Linked DNA regions of Homo sapiens: region 1 is linked to region 2. Evidence: chromatin loops called from intact Hi-C (ENCODE). Cell type or tissue: CD4-positive, alpha-beta T cell. All regions are shown on one strand. Each heading gives the region's core, and the rest is flanking DNA. Links, peaks and the distances in the headings are about the cores only. Region 1 overlaps HPS5 (HPS5 biogenesis of lysosomal organelles complex 2 subunit 2). Region 2 has its middle 21 kb from the start of SAA4.

Region 1 (8,982 bases), core at 1-5,000, 63 kb before region 2:
TTTGTTTATCCATTCATCTGTTGACAGACACTTGAATTGCTTCCACTTTCTGGCTATTGTGAATAACGCTGCTATGAATATGAGTATACAAATATGTCTTCCAGACACTGCTTTCAGTTCTTTCGGGTATATACCTGAAAGTGGAATTCTGGAATCATATGGTAATTCTATTTTTAATTTTTTGAGGAACCACCATACTGTTCTGTAGAGACTGCACCATTTTACTTTCCTGCCAGCAGTGCACAAGAGTTCCAATTTCTCCATGTGCTAGCCCCACACTTGTCATTTTCTGTTGTTGTTTTTTGTTAAACAGTAGCTATCCCAGTGGGTGTCAGGTACTATATATCTCATTGTGGTTTTGATTTGCATTTTTCTAATGATTAGAGATGTTGAGCATTTTTTCATATGCTTATTGACCATTTATATAATTGTCTTTGGAGAAATAGCTATTCAAGTCCTTTGCCCATGTTGAATCAGGTTGGGTGTTTTCGTTGTTGTTGCTGTAAGAGTTCTCTGATATTCTGGATATTAACCTCTTATCAGATACATGATTTGCAAATATTTTCTTCCATTCTGTAGGTTGCCTTTTCACTCTGTGCATTGTGTCTTTTAATGCACAGAATCAGTCAACTTTTTGAATCCTCTGAAACTCTGTAGTTTTTAAGTTTTCTGTGAAGAATGAACAATGACAACTAAATTTGCTTGTTTCTTTTCTTTGGGATTTCAGGGCCTTGATACAAAGCATGCTTGAAAAATGCGATCGGTTTCTCTGGTCCCAGCAGGCCTAGTGGGAGAAGATTCAGCAGGATGTCATGACATTTTGAGAAAAACTAAATCATGCTCCTGAACCTTCTGAACGCATTTGTTATTGAAGGAAAGACACCACCCCCAAATCCTGCCATCTTATTGGGGCTACTTTTGTCAGTGTCTGTACCCTTGGCATCGGCATCTGTGACTCTTTATCCATGACCTCAGTGTTTCTTAACCAAAGTTGTACTCAGCATTTCTTAACCAAAGTTGAATTTTGAAAAGAGTCAGTCCTTGTTTGCTGGAATTAGAATGTTAATGTCCTAGTATTATTCCGAACTACAGTATTAACTGCTTGTTGCTAGTGGATTAGACAGATTCTTTTCTTACTGTGGCTTCCATGTTGGGAGCAGAAGCTTTTCATCCTGGTCACATGAAGACAGATGGTATTATTGACTGGAGTTGAATTATTTTTATATCTTGTCTGGCACAATATGGAAATTACTGAAATAAGACGGTGTATAATGGAATTAACACCCAAAATAAGTAGAACACTGAAGATTTGAATTTGATATTTAAGTAAAATGGGACTGGGTGCAGTGGCTCAGGCCTGTAATCCCAACCCTTTGGAAGGTAAAGACGGGAGGATCACTTGAGGCCAGGAGTTCAAGACCAGCCTGGGCAACATAGTGAGAATGCATCTCTACAAAAAATAAAAAAAATTAGCTAGGCATAGTACCTGAGGCCAGGAGGTCCAGGCCGCAATGAGATGTGTTTGTGCCATTGCACACCAGTCTGGGTGACAGAGAAAGACCCTGTCTCAAAAACAAATTAAATAAAATATCTTCATATATAAATTAAGCTAATTAAAAATATTTTTCCCTGTATTTATTTAATATTTTCTAATCTGAACCCATATACAGCTGACTAATTCATTCTTAGAAATGTGTTATCTGTAATCTTTCCTAAACAGAGTAGCCCACAAGAATCATGCACTTTTTAAAATTATTTCTAAGAAGCCATAACAAAGCTGTGTACTAATAAAGACTGCAGCAAGCACTTGTGTTATTTAAATTATGTAAGTAGATTGTCATTTGTCAGGCTCCTGTACATTTACATAGCATGTTATATTAATAATAAATGTAAAATATGACTAAAGTTTTCATTGGAACACAATGTAGACAGGAGGTTTATTATGAGCATTTTGCAGAAAGGTGTGGAGTAAGTAAAGTGTTGGATGCACTGAACAATTCAACTCTTTTTTGCATTTATAACATAACCAGAGAATATGGACACAAATCACTGTTAAACTTACACATTACTCCTAGATATGATGCAACCATATGGGTTAAAGAGATTGTCGGCTGGGCGCGGTGGCTCACGCTTGTAATCTCAGCACTTTGGGAGGCCAAGGCGGGTGGATCACGAGGTCAGGAGATCGAGACCATCCTGGCTAACACGGTGAAACCCCGTCTCTACTAAAAATACAAAAAAATTAGCCTGGCATGATGGCTGGCGCCTGTAGTCCCAGCTACTCGGGAGGCTGAGGCAGGAGAATGGCGTGAACCCGGGAGCCGGAGCTTGCAGTGAGCCAAGATCGTGCCACTGCACTCCAGGTTGGGCGACAGAGTGAGACTCCGTCCCAAAAAAAAAGAGAGATTGTCAGGGAAAGGAGAATTCTTAGAATTCCGGGAAGTATGGAAAACCTTCCCACTAGCATAATTTGCCTTTTGGCCATATTGGATTGTGTTGAAATGTGCATCTATACTGAGATAAGGGTGAGAGCCCCTGTCCACTGTCAGCACAGTCACTACTAGAAGGCCCAGAGGAAGTCCCGTGACAAGCAGACAGCATGAACTGGCACAATTGTGCAATCATTTCTTCACAGACCTTCTCAAGGCACAGCAATTCTCATTTGATAAAGGGTATGGAGAGAAATTTCTAATATAACAAAAACAAATCTTGTCACTTGAATTTATTTTCCGAGGCAAACAAACAAAAATCACCTTCATGACATTAGATGAAAAAAAAAATCTCCTTCAGTTAAACATTTAAACTTGCAGTCTATTTGGGTATTAGTTTTTAAATAGAACTTGTATCTTTCTTTCGCTTCCCTGAAAGTTCTAGGCAGATTGTGATTCATGGTTGCCTCCCTTTTCCCTTTTGTTTACAGATCTGACCGGCTGTTTTACAGGGCATCACAGTGGCTGAGAGCTTGTGTTCTGAGGCTGACTGCCTTGGTTTGAATATCTACTCTCTCTTTTGCTTCATGACTTTGGGAAGTTCCTTTGTTTTTCTAAGTTCTAGTGTTCTCATCTGTAAAATGGGGATGATGGTAGCTCTGATTCAGGGTATTTTGAGGATTAGATGAGATAATAGCACAAAGAAAGAGTTGAGGTGTTAGAGCTCCTTTTTAGTGAGAATTAAAGGAGACGGAAATGGTAGGGCACAGTGCCTGTGATGTAGCGTATAGGTAATAATGTTAGCTATTGTTAGAAAGGTTTGGGATGTCGTTGTTGGACCTGGTAGTTATCAGACCCATAGACATTGGATTTACATGAGCCAGAGACAGTGGGAAGACGAAAATTGAAATTAATAATTTCCTTGCATGTGTTAAATTTGTGATTGCCCTGGTCAAGGCTCAAAACCTTGTAGTAGTCATCCTTGCCTCTTCCTCCTCCTCTACCCTCACTTCTAATGACTAGGTACATTTCTACCTTGCTTTCAATTCTACCTTGCTGGTGTTTTCCATTAGTCATTTTTTTCCCATTGTCTCTTGCCACCAGCTCACGTTCTCATTATTTCTTGCCTAGACTATTGCCACAGTCTTTTTTTTTTTTTTTTTTTTTTGAGACGGAGTTTCGCTCTTGTTGCCCAGGCTGGAGTGCAATGGTGTCATCTCGGCTCACAGCAACCTCCGCCTCCCAGGTTCAAGCGATTCTCCTGCTTCAGCCTCCTGAGTAGCTGGGATTACAGGCATGTGCAACCACACCCAGCTAATTTTGTTGTTGTTTTTATTTATTTATTATTATTTTTAGTAGAGATGGGGTTTCTCCATGTTGGTCAGGCTGGTCTGGAACTCCCAACTTCAGGTGATCCACCTGCCTTGGCCTCCTAAAGTGCTTGGATTACAGGCGTGAGCCACTGCGCCTGGCCCATTACAGCAGACTTAAGTGACCTTCCTCTCTTCACCTCTAACCACTGACATCCCATCACTGCCACCAGTTCATCTCAGCACAATAAATGTAAACAATCTTAGATCTATTAAGAGGTGACAGCGTGCTGGCGACCCTCGCAGCCCTCGCTCACTCTCCGTGCCTCCTCGGCCTCGGCCCCCACTCTGGCGGCACTTGAGGAGCCCTTTAGCTCGCTGCTGCACTGTGGGAGCCCCTTTCTGGGCTGGCCAAGGCTGGAGCCGGCTCCCTCAGCTTGCAGGGCGGTGTGGAGGGAGAGGCGCAGGTGGGAACCGGGGCTGTGCGCGGTGCTTGCGGGCCAGCGCGAGTTCCGGGTGGGCGTGGGCTCAGCGGGCCCCGCATCGGAGCGGCCGGCCGGCCCCACCGGCCCTGGGCAGTGAGGGGCTTAGCACCTGGGCCAGCAGCTGCTGTGCTCAATTTCTCGCTAGGCCTTAGCTGCCTTCCTGTGGGGCAGGGCTCGGGACCTGCAGCCCGCCATGCCTGAGCCTCCCCCCGACTCCGTGGGCTCCTGTGCGGCCCAAGCCTCCCTGACGAGCACCGCCCCCTGCTCCAGGGCGCCCAGTCCCATTGACCACCCAAGGGCTGAGGAGTGCGGGCACATGGCAGGGGACTGGCAGGCAGCTCCACCTGTGGCCCCGGTGCGGGATCCACTGGGTGAAGCCAGCTGGGCTCCTGCGTCTGGTGGGGACTTGGAGAACCTTTATGTCTAGCTGAGGGATTGTAAATACACCAATCGGCACTCTGTATCTAGCTCAAGGTTTGTAAACACACCAATCAGCACCCTGTGTCTAGCTCAGGGTTTGTGAATGCACCAATCGACACTGTATCTAGCTACTCTGGTGGGGACTTGGAGAACCTTTATGTCTAGCTAAGGGACTGTAAATACACCAGTCAGCATTCTGTATCTAGCTAATCTAGTGGGGATGTGGAGAACTTTTGTGTCTAGCTCAGGGATTGTAAATGCACCAATCAGCACCCTGTCAAAACGGACCAATCAGCTCTCTGTAAAATGGACCAATCAGCAGGATGTGGGTGGGGCCAGATAAGAGAATAAAAGCAGGCTGCCTGAACTGGGGTGGCAACCTGCTCAGGTCCCCTTCCACACTGTGGAAGCTTTGTTCTTTTGCTCTTTGCAATAAATCTTGCTGCTGCTCACTTTTTGGGTCCACACTGCCTTTATGAGCTGTAACACTCACTGCGAAGGTCTGCAGTTCACTCCTGAAGCCAGTGAGACCATGAACCCACCGGGAGGGACAGACAACTCCAGACGCTCCACCTTAAGAGCTGTAACACTCACCACGAAGGTCCATAGCTTCACTCCTGAGCCAGGGAGACCACGAACCCACCAGAAAAGAAACTCCGAACACCAGAAGTAACATTCCGGACACCCCACCTTTAAGAACTGTAACACTTAAACACTCACCGAGAGGGTCTGTGGCTTCATTCTTGAAGTCAGTGAGACCAAGAACCCACCAATTCCGGACACACTATTACCCAGTCAGGTGATTCACAAACCTGGCTCCATATCAGAATCACCGCAGGAGCCTGTTAAAAATACAATTGCTGGCCAGGCATGGTGGCTCACACTTGTAATCCCAGCACTTTGGGAGGCCAAGGTGGGCGGATCACCTGAGGTCAGGAGTTCAAGACCAGCCTGGCCAACATAGTGAAACCCTGTCTTTACTAAAATACAATAAAAATTTAGCTGGGCATGGTGGTGGGTTCCTGTAGTCCCGCTACTTGGGAGGCTGAGGCAGGAGAATCGCTTGAACCTGGGAGGTGGAGGTTGCAGTGAGCTGAGATTGCACCACTGCTCTCCAGCCTGGGCCACACAGCGAGACTGTTAAAAAAAAAAATTAGCTGGGCATGGTGGCACACACAGGTAGTCCCAGCTACTCAGGAGGCTGAGACATGAGAATCGCTTGAACCCGGGAGGCAGAGGTTGCAGTGAGCTGAGATCGCACCACGGCACTACAGCCTGGGTGACAGAGTGAGAGTCTGTCTCAAAAAAAAAAAAAAAAATACAATTGGTAGAGACCCTGCCCCAAACCTGAAAACTATAGATCAAGGGACTAATTTATTTTTATTTTTGAGACGGAGTCTCGCTCTGTCACCCAGGCTGGAGTGCAATGACACGATCTCAGCTCACTGCAACCTCCTGGTTTCAAGCGATTCTCCTGCCTCAGCCTACCGAGTAGCTGGGATTACAGGTGTGCACCACCACGCCTGGCTAATTTTTGTATTTTTAGTAAATGTGGGGTTTCATTATGTTGGCCAGGCTGGTCTCCAACTCCTGACCTCAATTAATCTGCTTGCCTGGGCCTCCTGACGTGCTGGGATTACAGGCGTGAGCCACTGTGCCCGGGCTCAATGGACTAATTTAACCTCCCTCAACTTGCCATCGACCCCCACACTGTTCTGAGATTTAGATAGAGTCATCCTCGTGTATAGATGCATCACAGTCCATGAGAAAGATTGTTTATCTTGCTTTCATGGGAAGTTAATTGCAGATGCACTGCCAGGATCTTTGTCTTCTTGGGGCACAGTCATGCCACTTCCCAGTCAGAAACTTTCAACGCCTCCCCTCTGTTTTCAGAGTACAGCCCAAGCCCTTGGGCTTGGCATTTAAGGCCTTCCGTGATCTATTTTCAAACTTTTTCTGTTTCAGAGCCCAAGTTTGTCCCTTGTCCTGGGTCCTCCGTTCCTTGCATACGTTCTGCACTTTGCTCTTTTTGCATATGTTCCTGTTCAATTCTGGCGTGGCTTTTCACCCATTGCCCACCTGCTGAAATTTCCTTAGGATTCTGTCCACCTCACATGGACGTGAGGGCTGTATAATTGTCAGAACCCTGAGCTTATGAGGGCCCCCCACTTGGTTTAATGTTCTGCTTTCACTGTTTTGAAATTCTTAATAATTGATGGACAAGGGTTCCCACATTTTTTTCCCCTGTTTTGGCTTCTCAACAAAGTCCCTACTTATTTTTTATTTTTATTTTTTGCTGTAGTTCCTACAGATTAGGTAGGAGCTCCTGACTGCCACAGTAGATCTAGGGTAGAGCCTGAGATTTTGCATTTCTGACAAGATCCCAGGCGATGCTGATGCCTCTGGTCCTTGGATCACACTTTGAGTAGCAAGGGTCAGTCTGAAGTATGGTAGAGCCAACAACTTGGAAGGAACCTGAAAGACAGTACGGAGCTGAAGTCCCTGGCAGCTGAAATACTCATCACAAACTGTTAGGTGAGACATAAATTTGTATATTCCTTAACATTCTGTATTTTGGAGTATCTTTGTTGAAGCAAGTTAGCCTTACCCTACTAAAGGAAGTGAAGGAGAGCAGGTCTCACAGGTCCTTCTGTCCTTTTCTAATTTGGAAAAAGCCTATGAGGTGTGCAATAGGAACTTGGCTCTGAGTGAGTCAAACACAAGCTCATGCTCCCTGGTTCGCTCCCTCCAGTGCTGGTGGGGGCTGACTGGAATGGCCTTTCTGATCTGAGGGGTTGGAGACTGATTTTGAAAGAAGTCCTCTTAGACTTCTATCCCAGACCATGCAGTGCAGCCCAACTTACCAGAGTTCTGCTTTGAAGTTTGGGGCCAAACCCCAACCAACAATAGAGTGCTGGTCATTGTCCTCAGAACTTATCTCCATTGGGGACCTTGTGGGTTTGATTGGGCATAAGATTCATATATTCCTTGTATCCCCTAACCATAAAGGCCATCATATTACCCTCATTTTACCGCAGCCTCTAACAAAGTACCTATATTGTAAGAAAACAAAAACAAGTTATTTCAAGCAAAAGATTATGTAGTGTGTTACAATCTTGTTGCTAGGAATGTCACCATGTCCCTAAACCTATTAAAGCCCCATAGCATCCCTAAATTCCTTCAGTGTCTTGTGGAGCACTGTGCTCCAAATCATGTTCCCCCTGGGAGTGGCATCTGTGTGGGATCACAAGGGTTATGGCAGGTTTCATTAGTCCATGGTGGTTTACATTTCTCTGTCTCTCCCAGTCGCCCTGCCTCTTTCCCCATCTTGGCTACCCAGTATAGTTTCTTCTTGTCTCTTTTATTCTTAGTCTAAGATCCAGTCCATTCCTTTGTTCCCAAGTGAACTTGCTGTGTCCAGACCTTACTTTCAAAAAGCAAAGCTTTGCACTGTGTATCAGATGCAGCCTGTCAACTACTTCAGACCTGTTGGCCCACTCCCCTTTCTCCAGCCACTGCTACAGTGATGGGTTCCACCATAGGCTTTAATTCATTTCACACAGGTACAACCTGGCAGCACCTTGCTTTGGGTCTGCTCCGTGGACCTTCTACTTCCTACTCCAGGTAAACCCACTGGACACTCTTGTGTGCATAGCCAACAAATGCAGAAAAGTTAACAATGGTGGGGCCACCTTTGACCAAAGGGAGATGGAAGCCAGTTGCTAGGTGCCTTTCAGTTTGGACTGCTGATGGAGAGCACTGAGACACTTTTTATGATGTTCCTCTGAAGGTCCCAGTGGCATCAGTTATGTGGCTCTTATGCATGGCCAGCTGTATAATGTGTCCCTGTATTGGCCTTGCTCTTCCCTGTTTTACTCCACTGTCTCACTCCTGCTCCCCGTGTTCATTCCCCAAATAAAATACCTACACACAAGACTTTGTTTCCGCTTTCTTTTCAGGAGAACCCATGCTAAGAATTGTGGAAAGGTGGCGGAGGTGGGAAGCGGGTGCAGTGGGGAGAGTCTGCTATTCTTTGAGGCTTTATCACCTAGACTTAGTCTGTTATCTGAGTGTGTATTAGGTAAGAAACAGTAGTTAACCAGTCATCATTGCAGGCTGGGTCTTCTCTCCCCACACGACTTGCTTCCTTTTCCTCCCACTCTGATGTCCTCCACATCTGTTCAGCGGAGCTCCCTGACCCTACCTGCAGATGCAGCACAACTTATGGCTTGGTATAGGAACTACTGAAGGATCCTCAACCTCTAATCTCTAGGCAAGCCTCCAACTACACTCTGGGGTACTAGGGAGAGTGGCACATCCACACTTAACTCAATAGCG
Region 2 (11,964 bases), core at 4,000-8,999:
GCCTCAGCCCCCTCTGGACTTTGGGCATTGATGAGCACAGGAGGGAGGCAAAGGTGGCTGCTGAAGGCAGCTCAGTGATGGCCTGCAGGTGCCCCTCTGCACAAACAGCCTGGGCACCATGAACAGTGGCAGGAGGCAGACAGGCTCCTGGGCAGAAAGGCGCAGGTCCCTGGTGAAGCCCTACCTTTAAGCCAGGGATGACTGGAAGCCTGGGGGCCAGGCTGCCAGTTCCATGGACCAGAATAAGAACTTATAGTGCCTTTTCCAGGCCTGTCCATGGCTACCTGTGGGCCAATCAGCATGCACTTCCTTCCTTCTCAGCCCATAAAGACCCCAAGCTCAGCCAGACTCAGACACTCCACAGGACAACCAGCTGTGGAGAGGAGCTGCCCACTCCAAGGTCTCCTCTCTGCTAAAAGCTGGGAAGATGTTGGGACTACCAGCAGTGGGAAGGAGCTACCCAATTCAGGTCTCTTCAACTTGATAGGATGACCTGCCTGTGGAGAGGAGCCACCCACTCCAGGGTCTCCTCTAAGATATTCTGTCACTCAATAAAGCTCTTATTCACCTTGCTCACTCTCCTCTTGTCTCTGTACCTCATTCTTCCCGGATGTGGGACAAGAACCCAGGACCCTCCAGACCCACTGGATAGCAGGACTGAAAGAGCTGTAACACAAACTGGACTGAAACATCCCTCTTGTTCGCCACACTGTGGGCAACATGAAGGAGAGAAGAGAGGAGAGAAGAGCTGTGACCCTTCAGGGAGCCCAGACCTAGGAGTTCCCCAAGCTAGGGGCGTGACACCCTCTTTGAGGTTCCGTGGTTCCTGGCATCTCCAAGCTTCCAGGTACCACCGTGTTCCCTGGTACCCTCAGTGGAAGCCATTTGCAGTGGAAGCCCATGCTGGTGCCTGGAGCTGCCTGCCCCACTGCAGCCAGTAGGCCTGGCTGTCCCCTCGCTCATTCATGCATCCCTTGCCACTCTGTGCCTGGTTTGCCCTTGGCAGGCATGACCTTGGGGCCAGTAGCACTAGCCAAATGCAGCCTGCCAGGCAGAGTGAATGGAATGAGCCTAGCAGGACTGAGCAAAACTTGGGCAAAGGCACCCCTGGCCACAGAGGTTTCCAGCAGGTGGAGTCTTTAGGTTTTTCCAAATATAAGATTATATAATCTGCAAACAAGGATAATTTGACTTCTTCCTTTCCAATTTGGATGCCCTTTATTTATTTCTCTTGTCTGATTGCTCTAGCTAGGACTTCCAGTATTGTGTTGAATGACAGGGGTGAAAATGGGCATCCTTGTTGTATTCCCCTTCTTAGAGGAAAGGCTTTCAGTTTTCCTCATTCAGTATGTTGCTACTTGTGAGTCTGTCATATATGGCTTTCATTATTTTGAGATATGTTCTTTCTCTCTCCAGTTTATTCAGGGTTATTATCATGAAGGGATGTTGAATTTTCTCAAATGCTTTTTCAGCATCAATGGAAATTATCATACGGCTTTTATTCTTCATTCTGTTTATATGATGTATCACATTGGTTGATTTGCATATGTTGAACCATGGTTGATTTGCATATGTTGAACCATCTTTGCATCCCAGGGATAGATCCTACTTGGTCATAATGAATGATCTTTTTAATGTATTATTAAATTCAGTTTGCTAGTATTTTGCTGAGGATTTTTGCATCAATATTCATCAGAGATATTGGCCTGTAGTTTTATTTTTTTTGACATGTCTTTGTCTGGTTTTGGTATCAGGGTAATACTGGCCTCATAGAATGTGTTTGAAAGTATTTCCTCCTCCTCCTCCTCTATATTTTGGAATATTTTGAGTAGGATTGGTGTTAGTTCTTCTTTAAATGTTTGGTAGAATTCAGCAGAGAAGCCACCAAGTCCCAGGCTTTTGTTTACTGGGGGACTTTTTATTACGGTTTTGATCTTATGACTTGCTATTGTTTTTGTTCAGGTTTTGGATTTCTCCCTGGTTCAATATTGGTAGGTTATGTATGAGTCTAGGAATTTGTCCATTTCTTCTAGATTTTCAAATTTATTGGCATATAGTTGCTCATGATAGCCACTAATGATCTTTTGAGTTTCTGCAGGGTCAGTTATAATGTCTCCTTTTTCATTTCTGATTTTATTTATTTGGATATTCTATTTTTTTTTTAGTTAGTCTAGTTAGTCTGGCTAAAGGTTTGCCAGTTTTGTTTAACTTTTCAAAAAACCTACTTTTTGTTTCATTGATTTTTGTATTCTTTTCTTCACTTCAATTTCTTTTATCTCTGTTCTGATCGTTACTATTTGTTTTCTGCTACCAATTTTGGTCTTGGGTTTCCTCTTGTTTTTGTAGTTCTTTAAGATGCATTGTTAGATTGTCTATTTGAAGTTTTTATTCTTTTTTGGTTAGGCACTTATACCTATAAACTTCTCTCTTAGTACTGCTTTTGCCGTATCCGATAGGTTTTGGTATGTTGTGTTTCCATTATCATTTGTTTCAAGACATTTTTCAATTTCCTTCTTACTTTCTTCATTGACCCACTGGTCATTCAGAAACATATTGTTTAATTTTTATGCATTTGTACAGTTTCCAAAATTTTTCTTGTTATTAATTTCTAGTTTTATTCCATTGTGGATAGAGAAGGTGCTTGATATGAGTGCAATTTTTTGAATGTTTTAAGACTTGTTCTGTGACCTAACATATGGCCTATCCTTGAGAATAATTCATGTGCTGAGGAAAAGAATGTGCATTCTGCAGCTGTTGGATAAAATGTTTTGTAAATATCTATTAGATCATTTGATCTATAGTGCAGATTAAGTCCAATTTTTTGTGTGATTGATTTTCTGTCTGGAAGATCTGTCCATTGCTGAAAGTGGGGCATTGAAGCCTCCACCTATTATTGTGTTGCAGTCTATCTCTCTTGTTAGCTATGATATTTGTTTTATATATCTGGGTGCTCCAGCATTGGGTGCATATATATTTACAATTGTTATATCCCTTGCCGAATTGACTCCTTTATCATTATATAGTGACCTTCTTTGTTTCTTTTTATGGTTTTTGTTTTGAAATCCATTTTGTCTCATATAAATATAGCAACTCCTGCTCTTTTTTGGCTTTCATTGGCATGGAATATCTTTTTCCATTCCTTTATTTTTAGTCTATGTGTGTCTTTATAGGTGAAGCATGTTTCTTGTGGGCAACAAATCAGTGGGTCTTGTTTTTTTAAATCCATTCAGCCACTCTATATCTTCTTATTGGAGAATTTAGTCCATTTACATCAATGTTATTATTAATAAATAAGGAGTTACTTCAGCCAATTTTTTTTGTTTTCTGTTTTGTGAACTTCTCTTCCTTCTTTCTTTCCTTCCTGTCTTCCTTTAGTTAAGGTGATTTTCTGTGGTGATATGGTTTGTTTCTTGCTTTTTATTTTTTTGTATATTTATTGTATGTTTTTTTGGTTTGAGGTTACCATGAGGCTTGCAAATACTATCTTATAACCCATTGCTCTAAGCCAGTAAGAACTTAACACTGTTTGCATGAACAACAACAACAACAACAAAACAAATAAGCAAAGAGAAAACTAATAAGAACTTTACATCTTAACTACATCCCCTGACTTTTAAACTTTTTGTCGTTTCTACTTATATCTTATCGTTTCTACTTATATCTTATGTACCATCTATGAGTTGTAGCTATTATTTTTGATTGGTCCAGTGTTTAGTCTTTCTACTTAGGATAAAAGCTGTTTACACACCGCAGTTACTATGTTATGATATTCTGTGTTTTTCGGTGTACTTACTATTACCAGTGAGTTTTGTACTTTCAGATGATTACTTATTGCTCATTAACATCCTTTTCTTTTTGATTGAAGTATTCCCTTTAGCATTTATTGTAGGACAGGACTAGTGTTGATGAAATCTCTCAGCTTTAGTGTGTCTGGAAAATCTTTATTTCTCCTTCATGTCTGAAAGATATTTTTGCCAGGCTTACTATTCCAGGGTAAAAATTTTCTCCCTTCAGCACTTTAAGTATGTTATGCCCCCTCTCCTAAGCCTGTAAGGTTTCACTGACATGTCTGTTGCCATATGTATTGGAACTCCATTGTATGTTGTTTATTTTCTCTTGCTGCTTTTAGGATCCTTTCTTTATCATTTAAAAGTTTTATTATTATTATTGTCATTTTTTGAGACAGGGTCTCACTCTGTCACCCAGGCTGGTGTGCAGTGGTGCAGGCTCAACCTTCTAGGATCAAGTAAACTTCCCACCTCAGACCCCTGATAGCTGGGACTACAGGCATGTGAAAGCATATCTGGCTAATTTTTTGTATTATTGCAGAGGCAGGCTGGTCTCAAACCCCTGGATTCAAGTGATTCATTTGCATCTGTCCCACAAAGTGCTGGGATTACAGATATGAGCTACTGTGCCTGGACAGAAGTTTGATTATTAAGTGCCTTGAGGTAGTGTTCTTTGAGTTAATTCTGCCTGGTGTTCTATAACCTTCTAGTACTTGGATATTAATATTTTTCTCTAGGTTTGGGAAGTTCTCTGTTATTATCCCTTTGAATAAACTTTCTACCCCATCTCTTTCTGTACCTCCTCTTTAAGGCCAATAACTCTTGGATTTGCCTTTCTGAGACTGTTTTCTAGATCCTGTAGGTGTGCTCCATTGGTTTTTATTCCTTATTCTCTTGCTTTTTTGATTATTATTATTATTATTTTTTCAGACAGAGTATCACTCTGTTGCCCAGGCTTGCTGCAACCTCTGCTTCCTGGGCTCTAGTGATTCTTGTGCCTCAGCCTTCCAAATAGCTGGAACTACAGGTGCACATCACCACACCCAGCTAATTTTTGTATTTTTAGTAGAGATGGGGTTTTGCCATATTGCCCAGACTGGTTTCAAACTCCTGGCCTCAACCAATCCACCCACCTCAGCCTCCCAAAATGCTGGGATTATAGGCATGAGCCCCTGCACCCAGCCTGTTGAGTATTTTCAAATAAGCTGTCTTCAAGCTCACTAATTCTTTCTTCTGCTTCATCAGTTCTGCTATTAAAAGACTCTGATACATTCTTCAGCATGCCAATTGCATTTTTCAGCTCCAGAATTTCTGTTTAATTCTTTTTAATTATTTCAGTATCTTTGTTAAATTTATCTGATAGAATTATAAATTTATTCTCTGTGTTATTTTGAATTTCTTTGAGTTTCCTTAATGCAGCTATTTTGAATTTTCTGTCTGAAAAGTCACGTATCTCTATTTATCCAGGATAGGTCTCTGGTGCCTTATTTAGTTCATTTGATGAGGTCATGTTTTTCTAAATTGTGTTGATGCTAATAGATGTTCTTCAGTGTCTGGGCACTGAAGAGCTAAAGTATTTATTGTAGTGTTCTGTCTGGGATTTTTTGTACTCAACTTTCTTGGGAAGCCTTTCCAGATATCTGGACAGATTTGAGTATTTTGATCTAAACTGTATGTGTTTTAGCAGGCATCCCAAGACCAGTAAAGCTGTGGTTCTTGCAGACTTGTAGAGGTACTGCCTTGATGGTTTTGGACAATATTCAGGATAATTCTCTGGATTACCAAGCAGAGACTCTTGTTCTCTTCTCTTACTTCTCCCAAACAAATTGAGTCTGTCTCCCTGTTCTAAGCCACCTAAAGTTGGGGGTGGAGTGACACAAGCACCCCTGTGGCCACAACCACTGTGACTGGTCTGGGTCAGACCTGAAGCCAGCACAGCACAAGGTCTTGCCGAAGGTCTGCTATAACCACTCTCTGGCTACTGCCTATGTTCACTCAAGGCCCTGGGGCTCTACAATCAGCAGGTGGCAAAGCCAGTCAGGCCTGTGTCCTTCCCTTCAGGGTGGTGAGTATCCTCAGGTTCCAGGTGGGTCTAGAGGTGCCAACCAGGATTCAGGGACTAGAGTCCAAAACCTTAGAAATTTACCTGTTTTCTATTGTACTACAGCTAGGGTGGCACTCAAACCACAAGATGCAGTTGTTCCCACTCTTCCCTCCCCTTTTTAAAGGCAAAGAAGCCTCACCCCGTGGCCACTACCACCACAGGCTTACAGGTAGTACCACCAGACTAATACCAATGTTCCCTTAAAGCCCAAGGGCTCTTTAGTCAGTTTGTGGTGAATGTTGTGTGGCTTAAAAGTCACCCTTCAGAGCAGTGGGGTCTCCTCTGTCCAAGGGCAGGTCCAGAAATGCCAAGAGCCACGTCCTGGAATTGGGCACCCCAACAGCCTGCTTGGTGCTCTACCCCATGTGGCGCTGGTGGCACCTGTGCACCAGTGCAAGGTGAAGCCTCCTTTACTTTTTCCTCTGATTTTCTCAAGCAGAAGGAGTTTCACTCCATCGCCACCACTGCTGGTAATGTGCTGAGTGTCACCTGAAGCAGCAAGTCCTGAGGCTCACTCAAGGCCCTCAATATAGTACCTGGGTATTGCTGCTGGTTATTCAGGGCCCAAGGGCTCTTCAGTTAGTGGGTGATGCATGGCGCCAGGACTGGGTTTTTCTTTTCAAAGCTGTGGGTTCCCTTCAGGCCAGGGTGTATCTGGAAATGTTATCCAGGAGCCAGGGCCTTGTGACTCTGACTAGTGCCCTATTTTTCTGTGGCTGGGTGGGTATTCAAGATGGAAGACAAAGTTCTCCCCACTCTTCCCTCTCATCTCCTTAAGTGGAAGGCTGAATTCTCTTTTGGAACCACAAACTGTGCAGCCTGGGCTTAGGGGAGGGTGATACCAGCACTCCCTTAGCACCCCAGCTGGTGTCTCAGTAATTTGTCTGCCCCTACGTGCCGTCCTTGCCCAGTCCACTGTGTCTGGGCCTGATTCAGCACTAGGACTCACCTAAGAGTTGCAGTCTGTATTAGTCAGAGTTTTCTTTCTTTCTTTTTTTTTTGACTTGAAAAACAAACTTTATTCCAAATTATCCAAAAAAAGTGTTAACTCTGGAACATTTAACAGATTTCATTTAAACTCATATGGTCATAAAACTCAAACTATCAAACAAAAATAGCAGTGTGTGCTTAACCACTTTTAATAATGAACCTTTAAGAGGAAACATTTAGAGACTCCCACAAAATTTGGGAGCCACTAGGCAACATGTATTTAATATTAAACAAAGACAGCATTAAAAACTAAAAATCCTCAAATTTCAAGAGAATGCCTGTTCAAGTCTTTGATATGCATTTGCACATGATAAAAGAAATATTTTAATTTAAAAGAAACCAAGTCTGAGTGCTTACCCTTTCTTCAAATGTAATCTCCTGTTCTCCCTTCATATTATGACTGCATACCCCTCACTCTACTTCATCTACACTGAACCAGTGTTAGTTCAACATGATTGTCTTCACTCAAAGCCCTCTAGATCCTATTTCATATATCCCATCGACCACCATTATTTCCTTACATGTTTGCACAGCCTTATACTGAGTATTACATTGTAACTGGGCTTGGGAATTTCAGGTATCCAAAGGTAATTATATACACACATGTTTCTGTTTTATTGCACAGTTCACAATATAGCCGGTGATTACACAGCCAAACATGTTAAGATGAATATTGACTATTTAGACAAAAACATCGATTTTGTCCCCAACCACAAATGAAACAAGAAAGACACACATATTCGCCACCATATAAAGGTTGTGTTTACTCTGTGGTGCAGTCCTGAGGGATCATATCACTCTAAGTGTGTTAAATCCAGAATCCATAACATTTCTGATGGCATCAGACATGAAGTATAGGACACAAGACCATAAATGTCCTGCTCTCATGAGCCATTTGTGCCACATATGTAACAGAAAGGGCACTTTTAAAGCTTTTCAGATATTCAATCATGTTTGCCTTTTCAAGTTTTTTTTTTTTTTTTTTTTTGAGATGGAGTCTTGCTCTGTCGCCCAGGCTAGAGTACGGTGGCACTGTCTCGGCTCACTGCAACTTCCGCCTTCTGGGTTCAAGTGATTCTCCTGCCTCAGCCTCCTCAGTAGCTGGGATCACAGGCATGTGCCACCATGCCCTGCTAATTTCTTATATAATAGAGATGGGGTTTCACCATGTTGGCCAGGCTGGTCTTGAACTCCTGACCTCAAATGATGTGCCCGTCTCGGCCTCCCAAAATTCTGGGATTACAGGCATGAGCCACTGTGTCCAGCCTGCTTTTTCAAAATTATTACCACACTGGTTCACACTGAAGGTAAAAGCAATAGCTAGAATCTCTTATTAACAACACATTTTGACTTCAAGTTCAGACAAAGCTGTTGGTTACAAGTTCAGCTGAATTTTTGTCAAATTTAAGAAGTCTGTAGGACAACACAAAACCATCCCTGGTAATATATTTGCAGTCTGGTCTTCAAAAGCTGTAAAAAGTGACAAAGAAATTTAAAAAAATTAAGTTGAAACCTTTAAAAATATTTATTTATTTATTTTTTGAGATGGAGTCTTGCTCTGTTGCCCAGGCTGGAGTGCAGTGGCATGATCTCAGCTCACTGCAAGCTCTGCCTCCTGGGTTCACGCCATTCTCCTGCCTCAGCCTCCTGAGTAGCTGGGACTACAGGCACCCGCCACCACGCCCGGCTAAATTTTTGTATTTTTAGTGGAGACAGGGTTTCACCGTGTTAGCCAGGATGGTCTTGATCTCCTGACCTTGTGATCCGCCCGCCTCGGCCTCCCAAAGTTCTGGGATTACAGATGTGAGCCACCGCGCCCAGCCTAAAAATATTTATTAATAATTGTTTTTAAATGCCACTTATTTGAGACAGCAGAAACCAAAGCATTTTCCTTAGAATTCTCACTTAGCTTATATTTCACAAAAGTGCTTCAGATTTCTACCACCTGTATGGAGTGTAAAGACAAAAAGGAAGCCCAACAAAATCAAAGGCCCAGTGGTGTTTATTCCCAGGGCGAAGGCATAACCCCAGGCTAACCCACATGCCCTGTGCTGAGTAGCTGGACACACCTGTGAAGTGCACACATGAATGAGGGGATCAGGCACCAAGGTGCTTTTATTCATTCATTTCTCAAACTCAACTCCCTTCAAATCCTGACTCTATTTAATAGGCCAAAGGATGCTATTCATATTTATTTCATATTTATTTGGTGCCAAATTATTATTATTTTCAAATCCTTACATCTGCACCTTGAAAGTAAACTGCAATATCCAGCACAGCATTGTCAGACAGAGCTGCTGTATGGCTATTAAGTTCATTACTGCCTGGCTAATACTTAATATGCTTCATTCTTTATAGCTGGAAGAAGGATGTTCACTGTATTTAACCAGCCATACAGCATTTAGAGGTAAACAGCTTTTACGGACTATTTGCCCAGAAACTTTAAGTAAACTACCAAGTTGAGGCCCTGATTTTATTTTGGTCAGTATGTGCACATATTCACATGCAATTACCCAGAAAGAAGAAAAACTGATTAACAAGAAACCTACCATCATGTCAGATGCTGGAAGTCAATCTTTAACTACATAATATTTACAGAAAGGGTTTTAAGATTCATAATCCACTTTTTCAGTCTGTCTCTTACGTTTCATTAGTCAATTAGAAGTGGCACATGAGTCATTTTGCTTTATCTGAAAAAAATATTTTCACATTTTCCAATTCCTTTGACAAAGAAGTTTTCATCTGTTGAGGGATGAGAATGCTATTTGGCTATTACCTACTGTTAGAATTCAAACTACCCCTTGAAATGTCTTTATTTAGATCATATGCTCTCAAATTATCTTATTGTTTTACTGACACAAGGGTAAAACTGGGTTCCCAAAATGTCAAAACTCTAATAGAGTCTCTATTTCCAAGAGTATAATAAAAGACAGCCAACACTGTGCGGTGAAAACTATCCTGAGCCCTTTTCCCCCCTCTGCAATATTTAGAAACCCAGGGTGGGGGGAAGTGGGATTGCATTAATAAACTTCTGAAACAAAATGTTATGGAAGTGTTTATTTTTTAAAAGGAGAGTTTTAAGAGAACAGGATGCTTGAATATGACCAACTCCTACTCAAGGGGAAAAATAACCACAGTCCTTTGCTGAGATGGCACCAATAATTCAAAGAAACCAAGCTAAACAGAATTTTATCTATACACAATTAATATGAAAACTTGTTGGAACACCTATTACAAAATTTAAGTCCCTTCATCTTTTGACAATGAAATAAGTGCAATTAACATAAGGATATTTTGGAAGGGTTGAAGGCCACAGTCAGAATCAAACAGAAAACTTTCAAACCCACAGAGCAAAATGAGAACTTTCATAGCTCCTTGATCTACCGTATCTGAATAGAAATAGGATAACGACTATCCAATAGGTGCTTAGTTTCAAAACTAATACAAGCAATTTATCAAGAAAAGCCTATACCTAATAAGCTGTTTTTCTTCTCTGTTCTGCCTCTTTGTCATATGCTTGAGCTTAATGAAGACTACCCTCTGCAGCTGCCCCTGGGGGCAGAGAAGCAAGCAATGGAGTAACAAAGGAAGACTGAGGAGCCCCTGGCCCCTGAGGACCTTCTCTCTGGCCAGTCACAGCCGTTTATGTTTCAATGCAGAAGATTTCAAGACTGGTTTGAGAAAAAGAATCTTATCTTGGGGATTAGGTTCCCTGTCAAAGGCCATCAGATGGACAGCTATTTACCAGGCAATTAGCCTAAGTATCTTAGGTAATGATAAAAAACAAAACAAAACACAAAAAAACCCTTATATTTTCCTATTGGAACCTTTTATTCTATTTTGTTGATGCTTAAGGAAAACAGCTTTGCCCATAACTCACTGTGGCCTGGAGTTATGACACCAACTTGTATTTGGCCAATTAAGGAAGAGGCCAAACTGCATTCTTCTTAGAAGGTCTATTCAGTTGATAAGTGGCACTTAACTGATGTTTTTTTTCATATAACCTTTGCATTGATTATGCCCCAAGAGATAAGGGACAGATGGTAATTCAGATGAGAACCTCTGAAAAGATTTATCAGTTTTCTGTCCCGTTCCAGCCAGATTTTTTGGAAAACCTTGGGGAAAGACTGAAATTCCCCACCAATCTGAGACTGTATGCGAGTTTTTACAACATTAATTGGAAAAAACAGGAATCCCAACATGGCACCCAATAGACCTCCACCGATAAAATCATTGACCAAATGAGAATTGTGAGTCGTCGCGGTAGGCAGATGCTCCTTAACGTGACCTCGAAGGCCGAAAAAAAAAAGACATTGCTGAGTCCATTCTGGAAAAGAATGGGCACCAAACCTCGATAAAACTCTCCAATTCCATGACATTTCAGTGCCTTGAAAGCCTGATAAATGTTGGCAAATTTGTCATGGTGCTTGTGGTCTTGAAGCAATGTCTGAAGTGAAAATTGCTTCCGTTGTCCCTGCAAGCACTGCTGCCACGCCACAGGTTGCAAACTCTGGAGCACTGACATGCTTGTGGAGAAGGTAGGATAAATCCTCATACAGACCAAACGTAAGTGCAAGTGTAGTTGTCTTCTGCATCAATCGGGGAAAGATTCCCCGATACAAGTTTCGAAATCCATCCGTTCTCAACTGAAGTATTGCATCCCCCGTTTTGATGCCATACAGCTGTTGTGGAAAGAGGACCTTCTGAATGGGAAATGTGATTGCGACGTTGTTGAAGGCTGCACAGCAGCCACACAAGTAATGCTTCATTTCACTAAATCTGTAATATGAGGTGACATATCTTGTTTCGAAGATGTTAGTATTGGTGGTCTCTTTCCATGAGCTTCTGAATCCATCATGTTGCTTAAGTTCTTCTTTTTTCATGAAGGACTTTTTCTTTTTTTTTTTTTAAACCTGTAACACCATCCAAGCCTGGAGTTTAACAGAATGATAGCTTTTTGATAATATTCCCAATTTCTTCCATTGTTATTGTTCTGTTAGGTTCTCTCTTCTGGAGTCAATTTTGATAACTGGATTTCCGTTCTCCAGGCGTCCATTTCCCCAGTCTGTGAAAAGCGGGGAG

Evidence for each region. Hi-C counts contacts between places; a loop is a spot of excess contacts. Peaks named below come from ENCODE experiments on the same cell type or tissue, not always from the same donor. Only the 100,000 strongest peaks of a DNase experiment are listed, where the experiment ranks them.
Region 1: it touches region 2 in a loop (4-fold over the local background); 1 of 110 quality-filtered maps calls a loop at or near these places.

What each region holds. Positions count from the first base shown.
Region 1 is chr11:18,271,688-18,280,669 of GRCh38, reverse strand. HPS5 (HPS5 biogenesis of lysosomal organelles complex 2 subunit 2) reads left to right here. Exons shown (of 23, transcript NM_181507.2): 23 at 728-1,994. The coding sequence ends at 788. Among named protein-coding and RNA genes, the nearest start is that of SAA1, 9.9 kb to the right of the region's middle. RefSeq lists a silencer at 2,957-3,157. In CD4-positive, alpha-beta T cell, for the core only: no CTCF peak of the experiment used is centred there; a DNase peak (open chromatin) is centred at 2,579.
Region 2 is chr11:18,209,469-18,221,432 of GRCh38, reverse strand. It overlaps the pseudogene SLC25A51P4. Among named protein-coding and RNA genes, the nearest start is that of SAA4, 21 kb to the left of the region's middle. In CD4-positive, alpha-beta T cell, for the core only: no CTCF peak of the experiment used is centred there; no DNase peak of the experiment used is centred there.